3 separate regions of the Homo sapiens genome follow, and regions 1 and 2 are each linked to region 3. The links are chromatin loops, found by intact Hi-C in ENCODE. Cell type or tissue: ascending aorta. All regions are shown on one strand.

Evidence for each region. Peaks named below come from ENCODE experiments on the same cell type or tissue, not always from the same donor. Only the 100,000 strongest peaks of a DNase experiment are listed, where the experiment ranks them.
Region 1: a loop joins it to region 3, with 6 times the contacts of the local background. A loop is called at or near these places in 69 of 110 quality-filtered maps.
Region 2: a loop joins it to region 3, with 6 times the contacts of the local background. A loop is called at or near these places in 33 of 110 quality-filtered maps.

Annotation. Positions count from the first base shown.
Region 1 is chr9:114,029,878-114,037,877 of GRCh38, reverse strand. It overlaps ZNF618 (zinc finger protein 618), which reads right to left. Exons shown (of 15, transcript NM_001318042.2): 12 at 5,150-5,233; 13 at 1,501-1,578. Among named protein-coding and RNA genes, the nearest start is that of AMBP, 44 kb to the left of the region's middle. In ascending aorta, a CTCF peak has its summit at 4,307 (motif pointing right); DNase peaks (open chromatin) are centred at 2,447, 3,137, 4,277 and 5,247; H3K27ac peaks cover 1,913 bases.
Region 2 is chr9:113,959,545-113,967,544 of GRCh38, reverse strand. The region is part of intron 1 of ZNF618 (zinc finger protein 618); the gene reads right to left. Among named protein-coding and RNA genes, the nearest start is that of ZNF618, 87 kb to the right of the region's middle. RefSeq lists enhancers at 2,012-3,389, 3,028-3,528. In ascending aorta, a CTCF peak has its summit at 4,315 (motif pointing right); DNase peaks (open chromatin) are centred at 963 and 4,336.
Region 3 is chr9:113,803,110-113,811,109 of GRCh38, reverse strand. No RefSeq gene overlaps it. Among named protein-coding and RNA genes, the nearest start is that of ZNF618, 69 kb to the left of the region's middle. In ascending aorta, a CTCF peak has its summit at 3,564 (motif pointing left); DNase peaks (open chromatin) are centred at 2,299, 2,534 and 3,299; H3K4me3 peaks cover 547 bases; H3K27ac peaks cover 957 bases.

The sequences.
Region 1 (8,000 bases), 230 kb before region 3:
TGCCACTCCAGAGCTCTGTCCTGATTTTAAGTTCATTAGAAATAAATAATAGGCTCCCCAAAAAGATCATCTGATTTCATGCCTAATATACAGCAGATACCCAATTAATATATGCTGGATGGATGAATGAATGATAGAGACTACGCTAACAGAACAGTACTTAGCCTAAAAGAGATTCTAGTCCTGTAATACTCTATGCCAGTCAGGCCAGACCTGGGAGATGATGTGAAAGATTTGTACAATAACAATAACAGGTGAAATAACAGCAGCTACCAATTACTGAGCACCATTATGTCAGGCACGTCTCACCCATTATTTCTAATGCCTCTAGAGAATTCCTCTGGGGAAAGGGGTGGAGGGACAGCTAACTGCCTCCCCAGACTCACGTTTCCCTTTGCAGAGTGGCCAACTGTCCCGGGACAGTGGCTCTGGACACGCTTCCACCCATGGGTTCAGGCTGGTCATGTGGCTAATTCTCCACACTGGAATTTGAGCATTTACAGGTGTCACTTGTGGTCTGAAATGGTAAAGAAGTGTGCTTGCCCCATAGTCTCTCTCCCCATCCACAAAGAGAGAGGATGCTGAAGATCTAGAGGAGGACGGAGCCAATAGAAAAAAGAGCCTTGATCCCTGAATCACCATGTGGAAGCCACCCAACTAGATCATGTGCATTGGGCTATAATGTGGGTGAGAAGTAAATGGTCTGTATGTTTAACCACTGAGAATTTGGAATTATTTACTTATTCCAGCACATACTGTCTCCCTGAGACTTGTGTTATGCCGTGGTGAAATGTAATAAAAAGGCTGCCTAGAGAGCAGATGACTGCACCTGTAGCTCTAGAGCAGTGGTTCTCAAAGGGCGGTCCCTGAACCAGTAGCATCAGCACTGTCTTAAGACTTACCAGAAATGCAAATCCTAGTCCCCACCTCTGCAGACCTACAGAATCAGAAATTCACAATGGAGCCTAGAAATCTGTGCTCAAGCAAGCCCTCCTGGTAATTCTGATGTGTCCTCAGGTTTGGGCGCAACTGCATTCTGGGACATAGGGTGTTAGTGAATGAGACTCTGCTCTGAGGTGGGCCTTAGCCCAGCTTGCCTTGGGCTGCATGTCTCTCCATCCCCACCTTCTGTCTCTGCTCACCTTGATCTCAAACCATGTTCCATTTCCACCTGCACATTTCGCTTCCAGGCTAGCTCCTACTTGGCCTTTAGGACCAGCCAAGAGGCCACCACCTCCAGGAAGTCTCTTCAACTCTGTCCCACCTCTCCGTGTTCCCACAGAGCCTGTGCTGCCTCCCCACCGCCCCCACCTGCAGAGCACAGACCAGCCTGTGTTAATAACTGACTGACTGGGGCTCCCTGCAAGCAGGTTCCATGTCCTGTGACCATTTTCCAGGAAAGAGCGGCCTTCTCCAGGGGCCTCAGGTCAGGCCCTAACCATCTCTTCAATTTGCAGGAACTGAGGAAGGAGAGGGGGAGAGAAGCCGTATCCTACTTACCTGCATGGGACTGCATGTGCTCCAACAGGTTGTTGTAGAACTGGAACTGGATCCCACAGGCGCCGCAGGTGTAGGGTTCTGGAGGGAGAAATGCGGCAGCCACGTGAGGGGTGGAACCGACGCAGACACCTTCTGCTGGGCTGCAGGCAGCTTTGCAAGTGGGAACCCAAACACACACCGGGTCTCTGTGCTCAGGGCTCCGGGCCCAGCCTGCCTGCCTCCCCCGTCACTAGACCCATGAGGGAGAAGCTGGGTGAAGGAATGATGGAGAGAGGAAGCCATGCAGAGAGAGACCATTAGCTCAATTGAGCAGCTATTTATTGAGTGCTTACTGCGTGCCAGCCACTGTTCGGCGCACTTGAGATGGGGGTAGGGAGGACAACATCAACATCAACAGACCAACGGCCCTCTTGGGGCAGAGACTGAGTCTCAGGGTGTCACAGCCCCAGCTCTCTCTCTGGAACCACATGAGGTCACTATTTGCCAAGTGAACAAATGAATGAATGTATGAATGAATAAAAACCAAGGTAACAGACATAAGGAAAACAAGAAGGAAAAGGGTAAGAAGTGGAAAAAGCCACAGAGAAGCAGGAGGAAGTGGGGATCTGATGCGGAAAGGGAGGAGAGGGAGGGAGGAGTGAGGGAGGGCACGCGTAGGAACAGGCACAAGGGGTGCAGGGGCCTGGATCACTCAGCTCTCTACTCTTAGCACTCACGTCAGTGCCTGGCAGAGAAGAGGGAGGAGGAGAGAAGGAAGAGGGAGAAGGACAGAAGGAAGAGGAAAAAGAAAGAGGGGTGGGAAGAAGAGCAAGGAAAAGAAGAAAAAGACGGCTGCGATGGGGCTCGGAAGAGGTGTCCTGAGGCTGCCCGACGACCGTGAATGGGAAGGCCTGAGCTCCTGCCAGGGCTGGGGCAGCAGAGCCAAGGCTGCTGCTGGTCAGGGCTCTGCCCCACCCCGTCCAAACTGCTCCACCCGCCCAGGGCTGGACCTCGGCCTGCCTCCACCAGCTGCCGGGTCTGCCCGGGAGGGCAGCCCAAGGCCCATCTCACACAGCCTGGAGGCTCCAGGAGCACGTGGCTGGCTGAGTTCCTTCCCTGCCCTGCCTTGCCCTCTCCAGCCCCCCAACGGGACCATCACTTACTCTGTAGGAGAGGGAAAGGGTTGGAAATCAGGGGACTTGCAGTTTCTGCAAAAGAGAAACAGTTTAGCCATCTCTTCTAGTTCTGCTGTTCTGTGCTGATAGTCATAATTTTTATTCTTAATAACCAGTGAGCCAGATGGGGCTTTCAGAGGAGTGGGGAGCATCCGAGAGGAAGGCTCACAATCTGGGGTGGGGTTGCAGGGAGGCTTGACACAGAGGCCATGCCTTTCAGAGGATCAAGGTTTACTGTGGGTGCTGGGGCCACCAGGCAGGGCAAGACAAGTCACTGCCATCCCTCCGGGACACCCTACACTCTGAAAGAGTGAGGACACATGAGTACTGGTGAGAAGACATCCTTGCATGGCAGCTCACTTCAGGACAGGGAGCTGGCAGCTACTTCTAGGTTCTGGCACCAGGGTGGGGATGTTTGGTACCAAACACCAGAGCAGCCACCAAGAGCGGCTGTGCTTTGGAGGGCTCCTGCTGGCTGGCATCTCTCCCTCACTTCCTGGCACTGCCAGAGGTTGGCAAGCCTCAAACGCAGCAGGCAGCACAGCGGGGCCAGATGGTCTAGATGGGGAATCCTGGCTCCACCACTTATAATCTGGGGGACCTAGGGCAGCAATCCACCTCTCCTGAGCCTCAGTTTCCCACTCCAAAAAGTGGGGATAACAATAACATTGACCCCCATGGGGCTGTGGAAAGGAGGAAGACAGATAAGACATATAAAGCTCTGAACACATGCCAGGCACACAGTAAGCGCTCAATCAATGGTGGCTGCCAACAGCAGCAGCAGCAGCAGCAGTGCTTGCGCTATCGTTCCCGATTGTGAATATTAGCTCTGGGGGCAGGGGACGCATGGGGGTGCAGCATGGCTTGGCTGGGAGCACAGGGCACATCTGGAGACCTCGGTTCCAGCCCGGCGCTACTACTTATTCCTGTGTGGCCTTGGGCAAGTCACTCCATCCCTTTCAGGCCCACCTCTTGGAGAGGTTGGGTGGATTACGTTGTTCAAAACCTCATTCCCTTCCGCAAAGCAGTCATCAAATCACTTGGTTTACTTAAAAAATAAAAATGACCAACTATCACCACCAAAAAACCCTAACACCTGAGTATGTAATCTGTGCCAGGGACTCACTGAATGTTCACAACCACCACGGGGCTGTGTGTGTTCATCAAGCCACTTTACAGCAGAGGAGGAATTCAGAGACTAGCCTAAGTCACCAGCTAGTAAGTGGTGGAGCTGGGGTTCATATGTGAGTAACAGCCCGAAGTGGAGCTCCTGTTACTAGGCAGATGCCTCCACACTCAAGTCTGCGCTCCTGGCTGTCTCAGAGGGTCCCCGACAGTTGTGATGTGTTCGTCACCTGTCCACACCCAGGCAGTAGTGCCCAGCCCAGTGCCTGGCACAGGCTGACACCTAATATGTAGTGAATTAAATTTCAACCATGCAAGAAAGTGAGTGGGTGCCTTCCCCTAATGTAACCACAATGTGAGAATTCCTCTCCCCTCCTGCCCTGCCTCTCAGGGTACAGAACAGCTTGCTGTGCCCTGCTCGGACAGAGGCTGCTGGTGACCAGCCAGGCACCCCCCAGGCTGACCCCGGGTCTGGTGGGAGAGGCCCCTTGGCTGCTGCTCTGGACATTCTAGGGCTCTGCCGCGGTCCTGGAAGAGGCAGGCGTCAGGGGGCGCCAGAGACCACCTAGAGCCTCAGTTTAAACCCACTTGAGCAGGTAGGGGCTGGAAGGGAATCTTCGTTCCAGTGGCTCCAGGGCCAAAATGAGACCAGAACTTGGAGCCTCTGGCTCTCACAGCTCTCTCTCTCTCTCTCTCTCTCTCTCTCTCTTTTTGAGACAGAGTCTCGCTCTGTCACCCAGGCTGGAGTGCAGTGGTGCAATCTTGGCTCATTCCAACCTCTGCCTCCTGGGTTCAAGTGATTCTCCTGCCTCAGCCTCCTGAGTAACTGGGACTACAGCTACTGTATTTTTAGTAGAGATGGGATTTCACCATGTTGGCCAGGTTGGTCTCGAACTCCTGACCTCAAGTGACCCACCCACCTTGGCCTCCCAAAGTGCTGGGATTACAGGTGTGAGCCACGGCGCCCGGCCTCTTAGAGCTCTCTCAACTGCACTTCCTTTGCTTCTCCTGTAAAGAAACTGGCTGAGACATCTACCCTAAAAACATAGCAGTGGCTCTCTCAGGCCCAATCATCTGGGGTCAGCTGAGTTGATGCCGCAGGCTATGGGGAGGGGTGTTGCTCTCTCCATGGGGGAGACAGAGAGGAGGCATTGTCCACTGATGCCCAAGGCTCAGAGGAATGTCCCTGGAAGAAAAGGCCCCTCCTGCCTCTGTGGTCTCCCTCTAATTCCCTGCTCCCAGCCTCCTCCCAACAAGATCCATAATGCACCACAAAGACCCCAGCCCACAGGATGCTGCCGCGGCTGCCAGGGGGGAGCGGGCGAAGCTGGCAGCTACCGCACAGGATGGCTGTCAAGGGGCACACTCACCGCTGGAGTTCTGCGAACTGCTGTTCGTCTCTTCAAAGTGGTTTTGTGCTTTGCCTTCTACTCTCCGACTGAAAGCGCTTTCTGCTGGGTGGGGGACAGGAGAGAGAAAGAAAACAATGGTGATTGGTCAGCACTAGGTCTCAAGGGAGGGGTAGGCTGGGTGAAGGCCAAGGACTCTGCTGGGCCAACTAGCTCTCGTGAGGGCTCCAGGACCTCAAGCCAGATCTCCCCAGGACCCTCTGAGTGGCCTAGTCCCTTGGCAGGGCCCCAAGAGACCCTCCTGGCAGGGCCCAGGAGGCCCAGGCACGGGGGCCGGGGGAGTGACATGCCCAAAAACACAAAGATGAAATCCAGCAGGAGAGCAGATGGCAAATGGGCCTGAGTCTCCCATCTTTGGCTCCTGGAGAGCCACAACCGTGACAGCAAATCATTGGATCTACCGCCCACCACTCCCTGTCAGATTCTGCTGCCACGGGCCCCACCGAAGTGCATAGATGATGACAGCATGTTTTCTGGTGATTCCAGCTCCATCAGCTAGGTGGTCCCTGGTGACAGGGAGGGTATCCTGCAACAGATGGCGTGACAGGGAGAGCAGGGGTAGCCCCACACCCCCAGAGGCCAAACCCAGGCAAAGTCTGGTCAGTTGTTCCCCCAGCGGAAGGGATGGGTTCCCCCTGAGTGACTACTGGGGTGTCTCTGCTTACAGGCTGCCATCTACCTGAGGGGCCCACCCTCTTCCAAGTGCTCTCTGGAAACCCTGCAATGCAGAGATAGGGTCCAACCAGGTGGAAAACCATGAATTTTTATCCCCCACCCCCACCTGCAGAAGGTATTGAAACAGATGATCCGAGCTGGAAGACAGCCCAGCTTTTCCAAGGTGCTCTAGGCATGAGGGGGATGCCGGACGATCCCAGAGATAAAGACCTCAGGGAACCAGTCAATTTGGGATGTGCAGCTGACCCAGTGCATTTCTTAAGGAGAAACAATTTGCCCAAAGATATCAAAGGCTCCGCAAAGTCTGCCCGCAAACAGACCCATTTAGATTTACTTAACCTGGCCTTCCCCAAACATAAGAGGGGTTCCCACAGAACCCCATTTTTAAAACATTAGATTCTGAAATATCTCACAAAATTGGTGATCTTGAGAATGCACTTTGGGAAATGCCACTCTCACCTGGTCCACCCTGCTCCGGAAGAGCAAGTGCTTAGTTTGTGGGTGCCAGGGTTGCGGATGGTCATGGGGACAATGGGAAAGGAAGCCAGAGGCAGTGCCTGCAGACCCTGCCCAATTCCCACCTCCCCCCGACCCCTGTCATCCCACTGTAACAACGTCTCCTGACACAGGCTCCTTCCTGCAGAGGCTGCAGCTAACATTACAAGGACAACCCTCCCTTCAAAATGTGCCTGTGAAATGCCTGGGCTGAGAGTCCCAGGGAGCATCTACAAATTGGCACAGAAGGCCCCTCTGTTCTCGGTCTAGGGAAAGGGGTGGGGGTGGGGGGCTCTCATTCGCTGAGCACCTCCTATGTACCAGGCACTGGACCAGATACTTTACATCCAAGTTCCCTCTAATTCTCCCAAAAGCCCTGTGAGGGCTGCACTGTCATTCCCATTTCACAGGTGAAAAAACAGAGGAAAGAGTGAGATTGTCAAGTTACTGGGGTTGGATGTACTCCTAACCCTCCAAGACGGCAGAATCAGACTTCACTTTAGGGGGAGGTGCTTCCTTTTGAAAAAGGCCTTGTGTGGAGAAGTGACTGCCTACTCCATCTTCATCCTTGTGTACGTTGGGTGACTGGTACTCATCTATGGAGGACTTCTGACCAGCATGCTGGTAAACTTACCACAATTGAGGCTGCAAACTCTTACACTGCTCAGCTGATAATGCACATTTTGAATAGCTTTCCTTGCCACAAGTACCTCTGGCTGAAAAATCAACATGCAGCACCAGAGGTGAAATCCCATACAGGGACGTGCCCATACACACATGAAGGGCCACTTATTCCAGGACCAGGAGGTGACTGACAGTTTCTTCCTCAACCACATACTATCTTATCTCCCATGCAGGCTCCTGCTCCCAACCGGATGCCCTCTGACCTGCTCAGCTGGTGAATCCAGAGGTGACCCCTACCCACAAGTCTTCCAAGGCACATGAAGGCAGCCTGAGGCCTGTCCCATAGCTTGCTGAATGCCTACTCAGAGACACTGAAGCTGGAGACCGGCCACGTACCACACCCTGTGGGCCGCCCTCTGCAGAAACCGCAGGCATAAAAACTCCCAGCCACAAAGTGCAAGAGAGAAAGCAAGATTTGAAAGCCACGATTCCATGATTTAGTGGAGCCGATATCTATCACCAATGAGACCGTGATGACCAATTTGCTTCTAACTAATTTATGCTACTGTTGAAAAACACAACGGCTACTGGCTTTTCTCAACACGGTACCTGAAAAACCATGACCTTCAAACCTTCAAGGCTGACTGACTACTCTCCTTTTGGGAGATCTAAGCACAATAAACATATCTTCGAAGAATCACGCCCTTGCCCAAAATTAGCCTCCTGAACTGAGGAGTAAAGGAAAGCACGGCTTAATCACTCGGCTGGGTTGTCAGTCACCGAATGAACCAAGTGGATCCTTTACCTGAGTTCTCACCTTGATCATCTATTTATTTAAGAAATGGCTTTGGTCTCCTGAGGACAACTGAAGGGCCCGCGGTCCCAGAGGCACCACATCATCACTCTGCCCTACAACCCACAAGTCCCGGCAGGTGGCCCAGGGCTGGTTCCATCCAAACGTGAATCTAAGAATTCCTGACTGCTGGTCCTCAGCACACAGTGTGTCTGGCCAGTTTTT
Region 2 (8,000 bases), 160 kb before region 3:
TTACTTCCCACCGACATTCAGGAGAGCCAATTGGGAAATGGGGTGACATCAAACAGCTCCTGTTTCCCACACAAGGGAAAGGGCAAGGTTAAGGACGAATAGGGAGGGAGAAATGTGAGGTCGGGGAGGAAGAAATTAATGAGCTGCCCATGTATTATTTCAACAGAAGAAACAAGAAAGCAGAAAATGGTTTGCATATCATTTCACTGGGAGCAAAAGAACAGATCAATTACAGCCTCTTTCCAACATCTTGCATTCCTCAAAACTTGTATGCAAAGCAAACAGGCTGAATTTGTTTGAATGTTTGTATCATAAGCAGCAGAAGTGGTACGGGTGGAAATTCTGCCCCAGAGATCTTAAAAAAATGGTTAACTCCCAAATGGATCTCTCGCCTTTCAGACTTAATTCTGTGCGTGTATTTTTAGCTTGTCACACACACTTTTAAAGTTGTCATTTTTGTCCTTTTCCTTCACAATTTCACACAGAGTTGACCAGCTCAAGTGCAGCAAACACGTGACAGAGTGTGGGATAAGAGTCTCTGTTTTCAGCATGCCTAATAATCTCCACCTTTGTTTCTCTTTTATTGAGTGAATGATACTTCAGCTTCGTGTTACTGGTAGCTGCATGCATTTCTGTTTTCCACCCATTTTCATAAAACAAAGAGAAAGTGCTAAAAATATTCAAAGAATTGTCAAATACTTTTGCAGAGACTCAGGTGGTGCTGCTGGGAAACTGGGGCAACTAGAGGAGAGTTCTACCTGGGCAGGGTGTGGGATGTTCAGATGGTGGCAGATGAGAGTTGCTTCATTGGAATATGGATGGACAATGGATTCAGTGGGAGATGTCCAAGACACATGTGTCAGTATCACAGCACCTGGCAATCACAGCGTGTGGGCCTGGCCGAGTCCAGCTACACCATGACGACAGAGCCAAAGTCCACTGTGTTGGGAACACCAACTCCCAGGGTGGAGTTCCATACACGCCAGGCCGGTGTGGTCTGTCCTTACAAATACATCACAGCCATTCCTTCCAAGTGGATTAAGCTGAACCTCTGACATTGCCATGTGCTGAGGCCAAAATGTTCTAACACCAGCAGTTTCATATGATTCAACCTAAACAGCAAACTCATCTGTACCCTGTGCAAACTGACCTGAGTCTCAATTTGAACCGAAGCTTAAGAGAACAGAGTTTAGAGTTAGAACATCGGAGTTCAAGGCCTGGTTTTGCCGTTTTCTAGCTCTGCGATCTTCAGCAAGTCACACGTATTTCCAAGGCCTCGATTTCTCCCTCTGCAAAATGGCAAGATGCTCATCACAGGACCTACTTCACGGGACTGGCTTGGGACTTGAGATAGCTTAAATAAGGTAAAACATGTAATAGCATGTAAAAGTACTTAGTGAGTGCTTGGCTATAATAATGAAAATAATCACTGACAACCCTATAGTTATAGAGGCCACTATTTATTGGGTCTAGGAAACTGAGGCACAGAAAAACAGAATGATATGTATAAGATGAACGAGTCGCAGAGCCAGCCTGGGGTGGACCATGGGTCTTCTGCCTCAAGGCCTTCCCCGAATCCCAAGCTGCAAGTCGGCATCTCATGAGTGGCCACCAGACCACACAGCCCGAAGGCCTTCTCCAACGGTGCAGCCAGAATGACAGTAATGTCACTAAAGTACTAAGCGCAGCCCTGGTATACATAGTCATTACTCAGGTAATGGAAACTCCCACTGCAGCTGCTGTTGTTCCACCATCTTCCGCCACTGGACTGTGTGCTCCTTAAGGATGTAGCTTGTTTCCCTGGCTCTGAGTCTCATTTTGAACCTCAGACAAGCTCGTTCCTTTCTCTGCACCTGAGATTCTCCATAGGTAAAAAATGGGGGCGGAGAAGGAGGTTAAATCAGGTCATCTCCCCCACTCCATGTGGAGTTGACCCAACCTTAAAACCAGACTCCTCTATGACAAATAAAATAAGGAGGACCCCAGTGAGATCCTCCTTCTCACTCTCGTAAAGCTGGGGTGAAGGTGTATCTAAGCCCTCCAGCCCCGAATAAGGGTGCCTGTCCCCTCTTCCCAGCCCCACCCATTCCTTATTCACCAGTTTCCCCTCAGGACCTGGGCAAGGCTATTTTTGGTTTCATTCGACCCTCCTCTTCCCTCCCAAATGAATGTGAAGTTGTTCTTTTCCATTCTCTTATTAAGGGTTTTCTTGGAAAGAAAATATTATTCCAAACCCAGAAATTTTATTTCTAAATTTGTGCAAATGTAAGTTGTAAGACATTAGCTGCATTTCACATTTTGTGCAAATGGCAGAAACAGGCAATTCGTGTGCTCCAGGATGGGGGCTGGCCAACGATTTCGATAAAATAAACCCTTTTTTAATTTAAATGCTAATGCACTGAATTAAAATTTAATAACTGAGGAAATTGAAAAGCCGAGCAGGAATATTGGAAATAAATCCAAGCAGAAACAGCTGAAATTAAAAATTCTAGAGAGTGGGAGGATAGCAGCTAAGCTGTCTTATATGATTACATTTTTTTTTTTTTCAGAATGAAGCAAAAAAAAAAAAAAATCCTATCTCTCGCTGGCTCTAGGGCAGTAAATCCACAGTGCTGTGATTTATTGCTCAATTTTCCTGAGGGAAAAAGGCTTTCTTTCATGCTGAAATATTTCATAAATTTCAAGCCAGCATAAATTCTTAATTTAAAAGTTATGGAGGTCACATTTAGTGCACTGGTACGGTTCCAAAATCTTAAAGGAATAGCAGCAACCAAAAAAAAAAAAAAAAAAAAAAGCAGAAAGGAGGGGTAGAATTTGCTCTTTTCTTTTTTTCCTTTTTTTCATTTTGGTTTTAATTCTCACAAGTTGAAATTTCATTATTAAAGATTCCTCCTGGATGGATAGAACCCAAGCACGTGGGGAACCGCTGTGTGTTTGGAAAAACCTGCTGCAAAAGATGAAGAGATAAAGATTTAATTCAATTATAAAATGGCATTTTTTTTTTTAAGCCACTTGAGGAATTTCTGGTAAAAATTTCCTCCCTTCATTGCCCGGGAAGCGGTGAGGGTGGGGGAGGGTGGCCAATGTAATTGCTTCTCTTAGATCTCCAATCTTTTGTGCTCACTGATATATTCATTTGTTATACAGCTGTTCAGCGGCGGAAAGAATGCTGGGGCGCCCATAATTCTAAGCAAATCAATCAAAAATTAATGATTTGTCATGCTTGCACAATGGAGGAAAAACAGCTCCTTAGGTCCTGGCTGCCTGATCTCGAAGAATGAAATGCCTTTCTTCGATAAGAGAACCGAGCCTGAGGCTCGGGGAGGCTGAGGTGCTGCCACAAATGTGGGGGCCTCACAGTCCCCCTAGCTCTGTGAGGTTAGAAGGGGGCCGCCATCTTGGAGGGGGCATTTCCAAGATGGCGCCTCAGCTAGCCAAGCTCAAGATGGACCTGGCGCAGCACATTTTCACAGTGCTATAATTAGGATTTTGCCTTTTCCTCCCCCACCGCAACTCAAAAATTACTTGGTCTCTAGAGAATTGAATGGCTCCCTCCTCCCCCAGCTAGATTTAATTTGTCCCTGTTCATTGTTTTCCCAACACTGCTGACACGCAGACATCAACCAACTCTACGGGACTGGGACTGGGGCTGCAGTTCCTGAAGCGTCTGTCACCCCCCAGGGTGTGTGCTGCCCCTCCTCCAAAGGCCACATCCCACACATGACCATGTCACCAGCACCCAGCTCAGGGCCTGGCACAGGGCAAATACTCGGCAAATATAGTTGAATCTGTTAATTATGATTGTTTCTCAAAAAAATACTGACAATGAGGTTGCTTAGATGAATGGTGCATTGGCAATCATGCTTGAATGAAATATATCAATTGACCTCAAATAATTAATCATTCCTTTATTCACTCAGCAGATAGTTCTTGGAAACCTACTATGTGGCAAGTACTCTGCTGGGCTCTGGGTGGATGACGTCAAATCCACTAGGGGACAATTTTGAATGCCCAGTGGTCAGTATTTTTCAGGCTTCTCTGCACCCTTATGGAAGGGAAGCATGAACATGAACCCAGAGAGAAATGGGAGTTTCTCTGCATGCTCAAATGCCCTTTGAAGTCTTGTAGCTTACTAATTCTTACCAATACATTTGAATATTACATTCAAACTACCAAATACATACGACACCATAATACATATTTCATATATTTTTATATGTTAGTACAAACATCAACATTGTTTTAAACGACCAGCTGGTACAATTAACCTTGCAGGAAGATATGTGACCTCGGCAGTGGGTGCAACCAAGTGCATTTAACCTGGAGGCCTGCAGGGGGCACTGCGCTTGCAAGAAGCACCCACCAACCCAGGACCTGCCCAGAGGATGATTCTATGTCCCCTAATATTTAGAGGACAGTTGGTCTGAAACAACTCAAGCTTTATTTATATATCTATTTCCTTTCCAAAAGCCAGTGAATCCCCAAAACTTAACATGTAACTTTCTGTCTCCTCCACTGAGGCACAAGACTCAAATAAGGAAAATTCACTCATTCATCCAACAAACATTTATCAAGCTCCTTCTACATGCCAGACATCATTTTAGGCAGTTGGGATATATCTATACCCTTGTGGCAATTACATTCAAGTGGGGGGAGACGCTAACATTAGGCGTAATAAATAAGTAAAACATATAGCATGCTTGAAAGTAATCAGTTCTATGGTGTGTGGGGGAGGCGGGGGAGTCATGAACAGGGAAGGATAGGGTGGTCAGGAATGCTGGGGACAAGGGAGGAGCCACAGGCTGCAATTTTAAGTAGGGTAGTTGGGTAGGCATCATTGGGTGAACACTGTAAGAGGGTGAGAGAGTTGGCCATGTGGTGTCTGGGGCAAAGTGGATGCCAGTGCAAATGACCCCAGGACAGGAGCATGCCTGGTGTGCTTGGCAAACAGCAAGAATGTCAGGATACCTGGGGCAGAGTACATGAGGACAAGAGGAGGAGAGATCATGGGAGGTCAGCTCATGCAGAGCCTTGCAGGCCACCGAAGAGCCTTGGCTTCTACTCTGGAAAGCCACTAGAAGGTTTTGGCAAAGTGACATACTTTGACTTACATTTTAGAAAGATCACTCTGGTTGCTGTGTTGAAAGGAGACCATGAGGCCAGGGGGGAAACAGAAGGCTGGCAGGGCTACGGAGCAGTCCAGGGAAAAGATGATGGTGGCAGGGACTGAAGAGGGTGAGGAAAGGTTGAGTTCTGAATATACTGGTTGGTGCTGGTAAATTAGATGTGGGGTATGACATAAAGAAAGAGTCAAGGAAGATTCCAAAAATCATGGGCCTTAGCACCAAGAAAAATGGAGTTGCATCTCTCCCACACATGAGAATACTAACCATCAGCACAGTACTTTACAGATAAGTTACGCCGAATGAGATCCTCCCAGTAACCCTGCAGGGAAAACACTGTGGTTTAAATATCCCTCTTTGACCAAGAATTAACCAAGCACGTGGAGGGGCTAAGTGACTTATCCAAGGTCATACCACCGCCAGTGGCTTGGCCAAGGTTCACACATCTTCTCACCCCAAGTCCACAGCCATTTCCTCTATATATTTGGCCCTTCCCCTATGGAACCAATGGATAAAACTTAGCCCCAAACCATATGGATGAACTGTTTTTCTGTCTAGCTACAGAGCTCCAACTCAGGCACAGGCAGCTCCAGCATTTATTCACCAGGTGTCCCTAAAAAATGCCATTTAAAAGTGCCAGGGCCAATGCTGAAAAAGTTATAAAGAGCTTTGCAAGTTACAAAGAGGATTCTGTTCCTGGAAACCAAATATATGATAAATTCTCTAATTAGTCCTTGCCTCTTAGATCACATTCAGTGGTATGTATCTAACACATTGTACTTGGTTTTTGTGTTTTCTTTCCCAACTGAACACGGTAACTCAAAGCCACTGACTGCCCTAGGTTCCACGCTTGAGGAGTGGCAAGAGGCTGCCAGAGAAGACCCTGGCCTGAAAGAGCTGGAACTCACATGAGTTTGTGCCATTTTTCCATAAATATTTATGAAGTTCCTATTAGATGTTTGATTCTGGGCAAGGCCTTGGCCGGTGGAGGATACGAAGATGAATCAGACCTGGTTCCTTATTCATTCGCCCAAATACCACTATGTATTATGATGTAAATGCCTACTATGGGCTGGGAACTAAAATAATTACTGGGGACACAACAGCAACAAGAACAGTGAAGGGGACAGGCATTGATGACTTAATGGCTTCAATCAATCAGTTTATAATTACCACCTGAGATACGTGCTCTGAAGGGAAAAGTCTGGGTTCCGTCAGCATCTTTGACAAGAGGATCCAACAGACTTCAGGGTCAGGAAGAGCTTCTATGAAGAGGGATACTGGAATAGGAAGCACAGAGCTCACACTCGACAGGGGGAATAAAACTGTAGATGCAGGTAAAGCTAACACAGGCTGGATGGCAGGGAGCGACATGCACCTCGTGCAGGGCAGTGAAGAAAAGGGCACCACCTTGCCCAGCTGGGAAACCAAGGCCCGTGAACTTCGCTGGGTTGTAGCCTTCTCTGAAGGCTTCACCAATGAAGGAAGGGCCCAACCCACCCAACATGCACAGGCTCACACAAGGAGTTCCTGACTAGACCCCAAGGCCAGAGCCCACGCCTCCCTCTGGACTTGGTAGCTTCCAGCTCTGAAGGGGAAGGAACAATGGTTTGATCTTTCCCCTTTTCATTTGCTGCAGAGTGGCCACAATGCTCCATGGAACAGAAATGTGAAGACCGTCCCCAAACCAGGTCTAGGCATCTTCTCCGCAGGAGGCCCCAGAGACATTGTGATTGACTGGCCAAGTTTCCAACTACAAGGGAAAGCCAGGGAAAATGACCACTTTCTTTACGCCTCTCAGTTATGATACCTTTTATGTCTTTCTCAAGCCCTGGCTCTCTGAGGTCCAGTGTTAAAACATAAATCATTCCTGTCTGGAATGGAACCAGTGTGGGTCTTGTCTGCTTCTTGTGAGTTTCCAGGTACAGGTGGATTCTTCTCTCTCTGATAGGCAGCCATGCAGATTGGATCCAGACCCTAATACAGTCTTCATCATCATCATCGTTGTCTTTGACATCACTGTCAACAGTCAGGAATGAGTAAGTCCTGTAAGTCAGGCTAAGGGAGCTGGAAGCTTATGGACAGACTTGGAAGGCATATGCACCCCAAAAGCAATTGCGAGCTGCAGTATGCAGACTGGAGGTGGTAGCCAGCACAGAGAGCCCACTGTCCCCTTCCAGGGAAGAGATGATGGCGGTTTGGGGAAGGTGGTGGAGGAGAGAAAGCTGCAGGACTGAGAGCTACTGGGAGCAGCACAGATCAACTGAGATAATGTGAGGAAAACACCCAGCAAGACGCCGGCACATATTAGTTGCTCTGTGAACACAGATTTTTGTTGCTGTTGTTGTTTAAATAAACTGCAGCAGCTGTTGAGAAACCTCTGCCAGTCTTAGATTATGTGCAGAGGGCCTCGTTTCCTTCATGCACAGACCTGGGCCCCTGGGAGAGATGGAAGAATAGAAGAATTCACCTCCAAACCTGAGGCCTGAGTCACGACGTTTAAAGGAGAAGGGGGCCGGGCGTGGTGGCTCACGCCTGTAATCCCAGCACTTTGGGAGGCCGAGGCGGGTGGATCACCTGAGGTCAGGAGGTCGAGACCAGCCTGGCCAACATGGCGAAACGCTGTCTCTACTAAAAATACAAAAAATTAGCCAGGCATGGTGGTGGACTCCTGTAATCCCAGCTACTCAGGAAGCTGAGGCAGGAGAATCGCTTGAACTTGGGAGGCGGAGGTTGCAGTGAGCTGAGATCGTGTCACTGCACTCCAACTTGGGCAACGAGAGCAAAACTTCATCTCAAAATAAATAAAAATAAAAAAATAAAGGAAAAGGGGGAAATCCGCAGAGAGGTAAAGGCAGCAGCCTCCCCTGCAGGGCT
Region 3 (8,000 bases):
ATCAAAAGTAGTCACTTTTATTTCAGATTGGTCTCGTCCCCCCATTTTATAGACAAAATGAGGCATCTCCACGTTTCTGTATCTCCTTTGTCTAAGGCAGAGTGCTTCACTTGCAGTAAGAAAATTATGTATCAGGAAATGGACCTTCTAAAAGGTTGGCTTTCCGTCCCCATGGTTTCATACGAAACCCTGGTATTTGTATAGACCTTTACAAAACTCTGTCACTTACATCATCTCACTTGATCAGCTCCTTGAGGAATCAGTCCCCATCCAACAGAGGAGGAAACTGAGGCTCTGAGATGTTAGGATGACTGTCTCAAGGCCACACTGCCAGTTTATGGAAGAGCTGGGAGTTCAGCTTAGCTCCCCTGACTCCAGTTAATTGCTTTGCCTACTTTGCTACAATGCTTTCTGTAAATGCTAATTTCCTCTAATCACACTGTAACACTATGACTGTGGGAATTTTTCTTCATTTTCCATATTATTTTACTCTTATTTTAAATGGGACACCCAAATATGCTTGAGGCTTTTTTAGGTAATGGAGATGGCATCCACCAATCTTCTGCTTTAACCCAATGTGTCTCTTCTGAGCTCCAGGGAAAATCAGAAAATCTGGAAAATTCTCCCTTTGAGCTATCTTTGTCCACAGTCTCAACCTTTCTAGTACCACTGAAACTTTTCTTTAATTAAAAACAAAACAAAACAAACAAAGCTTGTTGCTCTTCATGGATTTATTCAAAAATTTTAATTGAACACCTACTATGTGCCAGGCACTTTAGCTGTAATAATGTGTTCATTGTAGAAAAATTAGAAACTACACATAAACAACCAGATGTCCACCAACAGTAGAACAGGTAGATACATTGTGGTATAGACATAGAATGTATTACTACACAACATCAAAAAATGCACAAACTGGCCAGGCGAGGTGGCTCACACCTGTAATCCCACCACCTTGGGAGGCTGAGGTGGGCAGATCACCTGAGGTCAGTAGTTCGACACCAGCCTGGTCAATATGGTGAAACCCCGTCTCTACTAAAAATACAAAAATTAGGTGTGGTGGCGTATGCCTGTAGTCCCAGCTACTAAAGGAGGCTGAGGCAGGAGAATCACTTGAACCCAGAAGGTGGAGGTTGCAGTGAGCCGAGATCATGCCATGTACTCCAGCCTGGGCAACAGAGCAAGACTCTATCTCAAAAAAAAAAAAAAATGCACCAACTATAGTCACATGCAACAAAAATGCATTTTAAAACCGTAATGTTAACTTTAAAGATACATACACACCCCCACAAAATACATCCAGTACGATTTCATTTACATACATTTCAAAAATAGGCAAACTCAAACTATTCTTTAGGGATGCCTACTTAGGTAGTAAAACCATGAAAAATAAAAAGAGATGATAGGAAAAAGCTGCCTTCCAGGGAGTGGAAAAGGTTTCGGTGAGAGGCTTCTAAGGATCGCTTCTTGGCCTTTTGGCTAAGATCAAGTGAGAGGCTTCTAAGGAACGGCAATGAGGGTAGTTACATAAATATCCACTTCATCATTAAATGCTACATTTATAGCTCATTCACCCATCTGTGTGTTTTCATCTTTTAAAAAAAAAGTTTAGAAAATCCAGATAAAAATCAGGAGGAAAATAAATTCTGCCCCTGAATGTGAACATTTTGGGCACATTCACCCAGCCACTTCTTTTCTGTGCGTGCCTCGTTTTTATTAACCAAAGTAAAATCTCACTTTAATTTTTATTTTTTCATTTTATTTCCTCATCAAAGATGTTACCCTCCGTCCTGCCCAGAGGCACTTGCACCAGCCTTACACGTGTGCGGGGCTCGGATAGAGGAACTGTCCTTTATCATCATTCAGCCAGTAAAGGGAAATGACATGGACTTCCAGGCAGCTTATTTTGCTGTCAATCTTCCACCTTTGAAATTCTGATAAGAGCATGAGCCTCCTTCTACAATTTACAAAACAACATCTTTGGGCCATTGCCCCATTTTACAGATGGAGGAACTGAGGATCAGAGAGGTAAAGTCACTTTTTACCCAAGGCCATAGAGCAAGCAGCTCACTGGCAGCCTTGGCTTCTACTTCTCCCATCTTGCTGACCCTCCATTTCCCACCCCTGTCCACCCATCCTAATCTAAAAGACCTGTTCTGAGTCCTTGGCCTAAGTAACATGACCCCATCTCCACCTAGTCTTGCTCCTTTCGGGGAGTGTGGTGGCTTTCTTAGGGCCTGAGTCACACAGCCATCACTCAAGGGAGGGAGCAGGATGGCTCCCGGCTCCCAGCAGAACTTATTGCATCATCACTCATGCCTTGCCAAGTCTTATTGCTCCAACATCCCCTAAATGATAAAGTTGGATTCATTAAGTGTAAATTCAATCAAACTTGAAAGAGAGAGAGAAAATAAAAGTGACTTGGAATAAGAGAAATGGAAGCACCCGTAAGCGGTTGTTTCTTTTCCTAGGAGAAGTGGCCTCTGGGCCCTGTGTGTTCAAGGCAGCAGGAGTCAGTGGAGTCAGCAACTTCCCAGGGTGAGGCTGACCCTGAGAGGCAAGTCCTGCCTCTAGCACATGCTGGCTGTGGGACCTAAGACTCAGTTTTCTCATCTGTAGATGGGGGAATATCTACCCTGCGTGACTGCACTGAGGATAAGATGGTATCTTGTGCATCATCAGCTTATAAGAACTTTCCCACTGCTGAAGCAGCGAACTGTAGGAATATACCCAGATAGGGATTCCTGGGCAGCTTGGGGTCGGCTTGTAGATGTGAAGATGGGGGAGAGGAGACGTTGGATCTCAGGATGCAGAATTTGAGTCTCTCACACGTTGTTCCCAGAACTATGAGACTGTGGTGCACAAGGTGAAATGCCTTTTATATCAGGGTGTGTGTGTGTGCATAAAAGCAGAATTAAAAAAAATGTTTACCTGTACTGTGGCAGATACAGAGAGATATGCTAGTATTTTTTAAATTCCTTTTCTCCCCAATTCAACATCCACTAAATTGATTTCATGACCTACTAATGAGGGCCTTGGCCAACGTCACAGAGCAAGCTAGAGGTGAAACGGGTTAGAACTAGATCTCCTGGTCGCTAATCCATCTGCTGCCCATTACCTCCCGCTGGCAGGTGTCCAGCTTTGGTTGAGTTTTGTGTGAGTGCTCATCCCCGTGAGTGAGGGCCAGGAAGCAATGGGGGACTCTAGGTGTGGAGGTCCAATGGCCTGTAAACCCCCCAGGCTGGAGCAGACCTTCCCCCTTCACAGGAAGGTCTAACGTGAGTCTCTGCGCCGCCTAGGAACCTAATAAATAGGGGTTGAATGAAGGGAGACATGCAGAGACCACCCCAACCAGAGTCTGATCCTGCCTCTGCCACTGTGTCGTCGTGGAACCTTGGAAGTGGCACTTCTGCAATCTGAGCTTCACGATGACCTTTACCGGGGTGTGCTGGGGGTTGGGGGCTAAGGTTCTATCCGCCTAATGAGGAAGGGTTAATAGGAAGTTCCTTCTGGGATCCCACAGGCTGCTTTGAAGCACTGCCACCTACTGGTCACTCTCTCTCATTACACCTCGTCACTTGGAAGAGGGCTCTGTTTTCGGAGTATCTCCTAAATGCATGATCCTTTCCATGGTTCAAAATCCACCCATGACAGGCAAGTTCTCTTAATCCTCAGAACAACCGTGAGAGAAAAGCAAGTATTCTTAAATCCATCTTACATATGAGAAAATTGAGGGCCAGAGAGGTTAAGCCACTCACTCAAGGACACACAGGATTTTCACATGGATGCCCAGATTCCCAATCCAGTGCTCCTTCTGCCCATTACAAGTAGCAATCCCCAGCAGGCTGGATTTAGCCACAGGCTTTACCTCCAGCAGGCTAAAGGCTGAAAGAGTGGATTGGAGATGCACATCTTAGACTGGTCAGAGGGAAGTGGGGTGGGGTAGCTTGTTTGGATGTCGCCAAGAAATACTGTCAGGTGCAGCACGTTTCTTACTGGTTAATCAGTGCTGCTTCGGGCACTCCAGAAGACCTAGGTAGAGGACTGATTTCGAGAAATGATGTGGCTAGGAGCAGTGGCTCAAGCGTGTAATCCCAGCACTTTGGGAGGCTGAGGCCAGCGGATCACCTGAAGTCAGGAGTTCGAGACCAGCCTGACCAACATGGTGAAATCCCAGCTCTACTAAAAATACAAAATTAGCTGGGTGTGGTGGCACATACCTGTAATCACAACTACTCAGGAGGTGGAGGCTGCAGTGAGCCAAGATCATGCCACTGCGCTCCAGCCTGGGCAAAAAGAGTGAAACTCCATCTAAAAAAAAATAAGTAAATATTATATGACCATTATGAAGTGCTTGGGGGATGTGACAATAACCAGGCTAACTTGGTCCATGTAGACAGCCAAACTGTCTTGCTTAGATCTGGCAAGACCCTTGCTTAGACCTGTTTTCTTTCACAAAGCAATAAACAAATAGAGATGGAATGGGTGGTGGCTGAGAGGCTGGTTGTAGTGTCCTACTCCAAGGGGTTCAAATTCCATCTCTGCCATCTTACTCGCCCTGTGACCTTGGGCAAATTACTTAAGCCAAGCTTGTCCAACCCCCGGCCCACAGGCTGCACATGGCCCAGGACGGCTCTGAATGCAGCCCAACACAAATTCATAAACTTTCTTAAAACATTATGAGATATTTTTGTGATTTTTTTTTCAGCTCATCAGTTATCGTTAGGGTTAGTGTATTTTATCTGTGGCCCAAGACAATTCTTCTTCTTCCAGTGTGGCCCAGGAAAGCCAAACGGTTGGACACCCCAATAAGCTGCCTATAAAATGGGGATTCTCTGTTTCTTCATCTGTAAAACAAAAACATCCATAATTGTTTCTTGTTGGCTGTTGTATAAATTAAATGGGCTAATATACATAAAGCATTAGAGAGTGCCTGGAACGTGGTAAGCACTTAATAAATATTAAACATTTTTTTAAATAGGAATTGAGAGGAGAAGTCTGAGTTGCACCGACCTGGATTAAAATCCTAATTTTGTCACTGATTCATTTCCCAACCTTGGGCAATCCTCCCCTTTTCTGGGCCTTCCCCACTCAGATGGCTGGAGCATTCTGCTGGGCCATTCTCTGCTCCTTCCTGTTCCTGCTGCATGATGACCATGTCACCATCCGCACCCACATTCAAGGTCAGCGGGGTGGGTAGGTTTGGCTGGTGTGAGGCAGGGTGGGCAAGCTGGGACACATCTGTTCCCTTGGTTAGAATTGCGCTCTTATATTTTTCCCCTTAGAAACTATTTTATGCAGCAAGGTCAAGCGATCAGGACTGCAAATCAATTTAAACAAAGGCGCTGAGACAGATACCCTTGAACTTCAATGACTTAAAATAGCCTCGTTGTCATCCTTAGCCAAACGCTCAGTACCTGAGTTCACTTCACCTGTCATCACCGACTAATAAACCATCCCTTTTGTGGAAACTGATCAGAATGAAGCCTTTGAATCAAAGTGGATGTGAGGCCTGCTTGGATTAATAGAGCTGCATTAGCCCCCTCCCATGTTTCCAGGATGGCTACAGAGGTTGATGCATTCTTAGGGAAATGAATATCTTATTAATATTAGGAAGACCAGACTAGCCATCTTAAGAATGACCCTGGCTGCTCTGTGGGTAGCCAAGTGCAGCACAGCCTTCTTTATGGAATGCCTCAAAGTTCTGCCTTAGAAACCAGGGTGGAATTGCTGAAAAAGGGTTGGTGATGGTGGAGGAGAGGCAGGGGAGTTAGGGAGTTTTTATTTGGAAAGGAAAGAAAACTAAGACTTACTCAGTACTTACTGTGTGCCTCAAACTGTGCCAGGGGCTTTAGACGAAGTAATTCACATCAGCCCCACAATGACTCTGTGTGGTAGGTGTTTGACACTACTTTAAAAAATAAGAGCCTTGCCAGGCGCAGTGGCTCACGCCTGTAATCCCAGCACTTTGGGAGGCTGAGGCAGGCAGATCACCTGAGGTTGGGAGTTCGAGACCAGCCTGACCAACATGGAGAAACCCCGCTTCTACTAAAAATAATCAACCGGGCGTGGTGGCGCATGCCTGTAATCCCAGCTACTCGGGAGGCTGAGGCAGAAGAATCACTTGAACCCAGGAGGCGGAGGTTGCAGTGAGCCGAGATTGCGCCATTGCACTCCAGCCTGGGCAACAAGAGCAAAACTCCTTCTCAAAAAAATAAATAAATAAATAAAAAATAAGAGCCTTATTGAGATATAATGCACATACCATCAATTCACCTTTTTAAAGTGTATAAGTCAGTGGTTTTAGTATATTTGTTTCCGGAGGGCTCAGGAGGGTCCCTGAATGCCAGTGAGACCCCAGCCTCCGCTAGTGTCGAGAAAAATTTCAGGGATAAGTCAGAATGAATCGAAAGGCAAGAAGCTTTTATTGCAAAGGGAAAGTACACACTTAAGAGAGAAGTGCAGGTGGACGTGTGAGAACAAGTCATGAGCAATGGCGTTGGGTTTTTTAATTTTATGGGTGTTTCTTTAATTAGAGGATGGAATAATTATTAGGTATTCTAGAAAACAAGGGAATGTCAGGAACCCCGTTTTCCTCTCCGTTTCTCCCTTATTTGGGTTTGCCCAGAAGAGTTATGCCCATTTTCTCTCCTTTATTTTGTGTTTTCTGTTATCCTGTGGTTTCTTTGCCTAGTTCCTGTTTTAGCTGTTGTCTGGGTTTTTACACCCTCCTGTGACTATCTAGTGCCATTCCTGTCTCATATTCACTAAGTTTTGTTTTTGTTTTTTTTTTTTTTAGAGACGGGTCTTGCTCTGTCACCCAGGCTGGAGTGCAGTGGCACAATCATAGCTCACTGTAACCTCAAACTCCTGGGGTCAAGTGATCCTCCTGCCTCAGCCTCCTGAGTAGCTAGGACTATAGGTATGTGCCACCACACCCGGCTTTTTTTTTTTTTTTTTTTGTATTTTTTTGTAGAGATGGAGTCTTGCTATGTTGCCCATGCTGGTCTTGAACTCCTGGCCTCAAGCCATCCTCCTGCCTTGCCCTCCCAAAGAATTGGGACTGCAGACACGAGCCACAGTGCCTGGCCTGTATAGTCACCAAGTTGTGCAATCATACCATTATCTAATTTCAGGATATTTTCATCACCCATGAAGAAACTTTACATACCTGAACAGTCACTCCCAATTCCCCATTCTCCCAACCCCTGGCTACCGCTAATCCACTTTCTGTCTATATAGAGATTTCAAATCTAGACATTGCATATAAATGGAATCGTATAATATGTGGCCTTTCGTGACTGGTTTCTTTCATATAACATGATGTTTTCAAGGTGTATCCGTGTCGTAGCATGTGATCAGTACTTTATTGCATTTTATGGCTGAATAGTATTCAATCATGTGGATAAAATACGTCTTGCTTTATCCAATGATCAGTCGATGGACATTTGAGGTTTTCCTTTTTTTTTTTTTTTTTTTGTCTATTATGAACAGCGCTGTTATGAACATTTATGGAGATGTTTTTGTGTACACATATGGTTTAAATTCTTTTGAAATGGGGAGTGGAATTGCTGGGTTATGTAGTAACTCTATGCATAGCCTTTTGAAGAACTGTGATACCGTTTTCCAAAGTGACTGCGACATTGTACCTACCGGCAACCAATGAAGCTTCCAATTTCTTCACGTCTTTGCCAATGCCTGTTAATGACCATCTTCTGGACTATGGCCATCCTAGTGGACATGAAGTGCTATCTCCTTGTGGTTTTGATTTGCATTTCCTGAGTGATTAATGATGAATGTCTTTTCACGTACTTATCAGTCATTTGTATATCTTCCATGGAGAAATGCACATTTAAATCTTTTGATATTTGATTATAAATCCAATTTTTAATTATTTGTTTTTTGATTGAATTGTAATATTTCTTTATATATTCTGTATAAAAGTCTCTTATCAGATATATGATTTGTAAATATTTTCTCCCATTCTCTTTATTACTTTC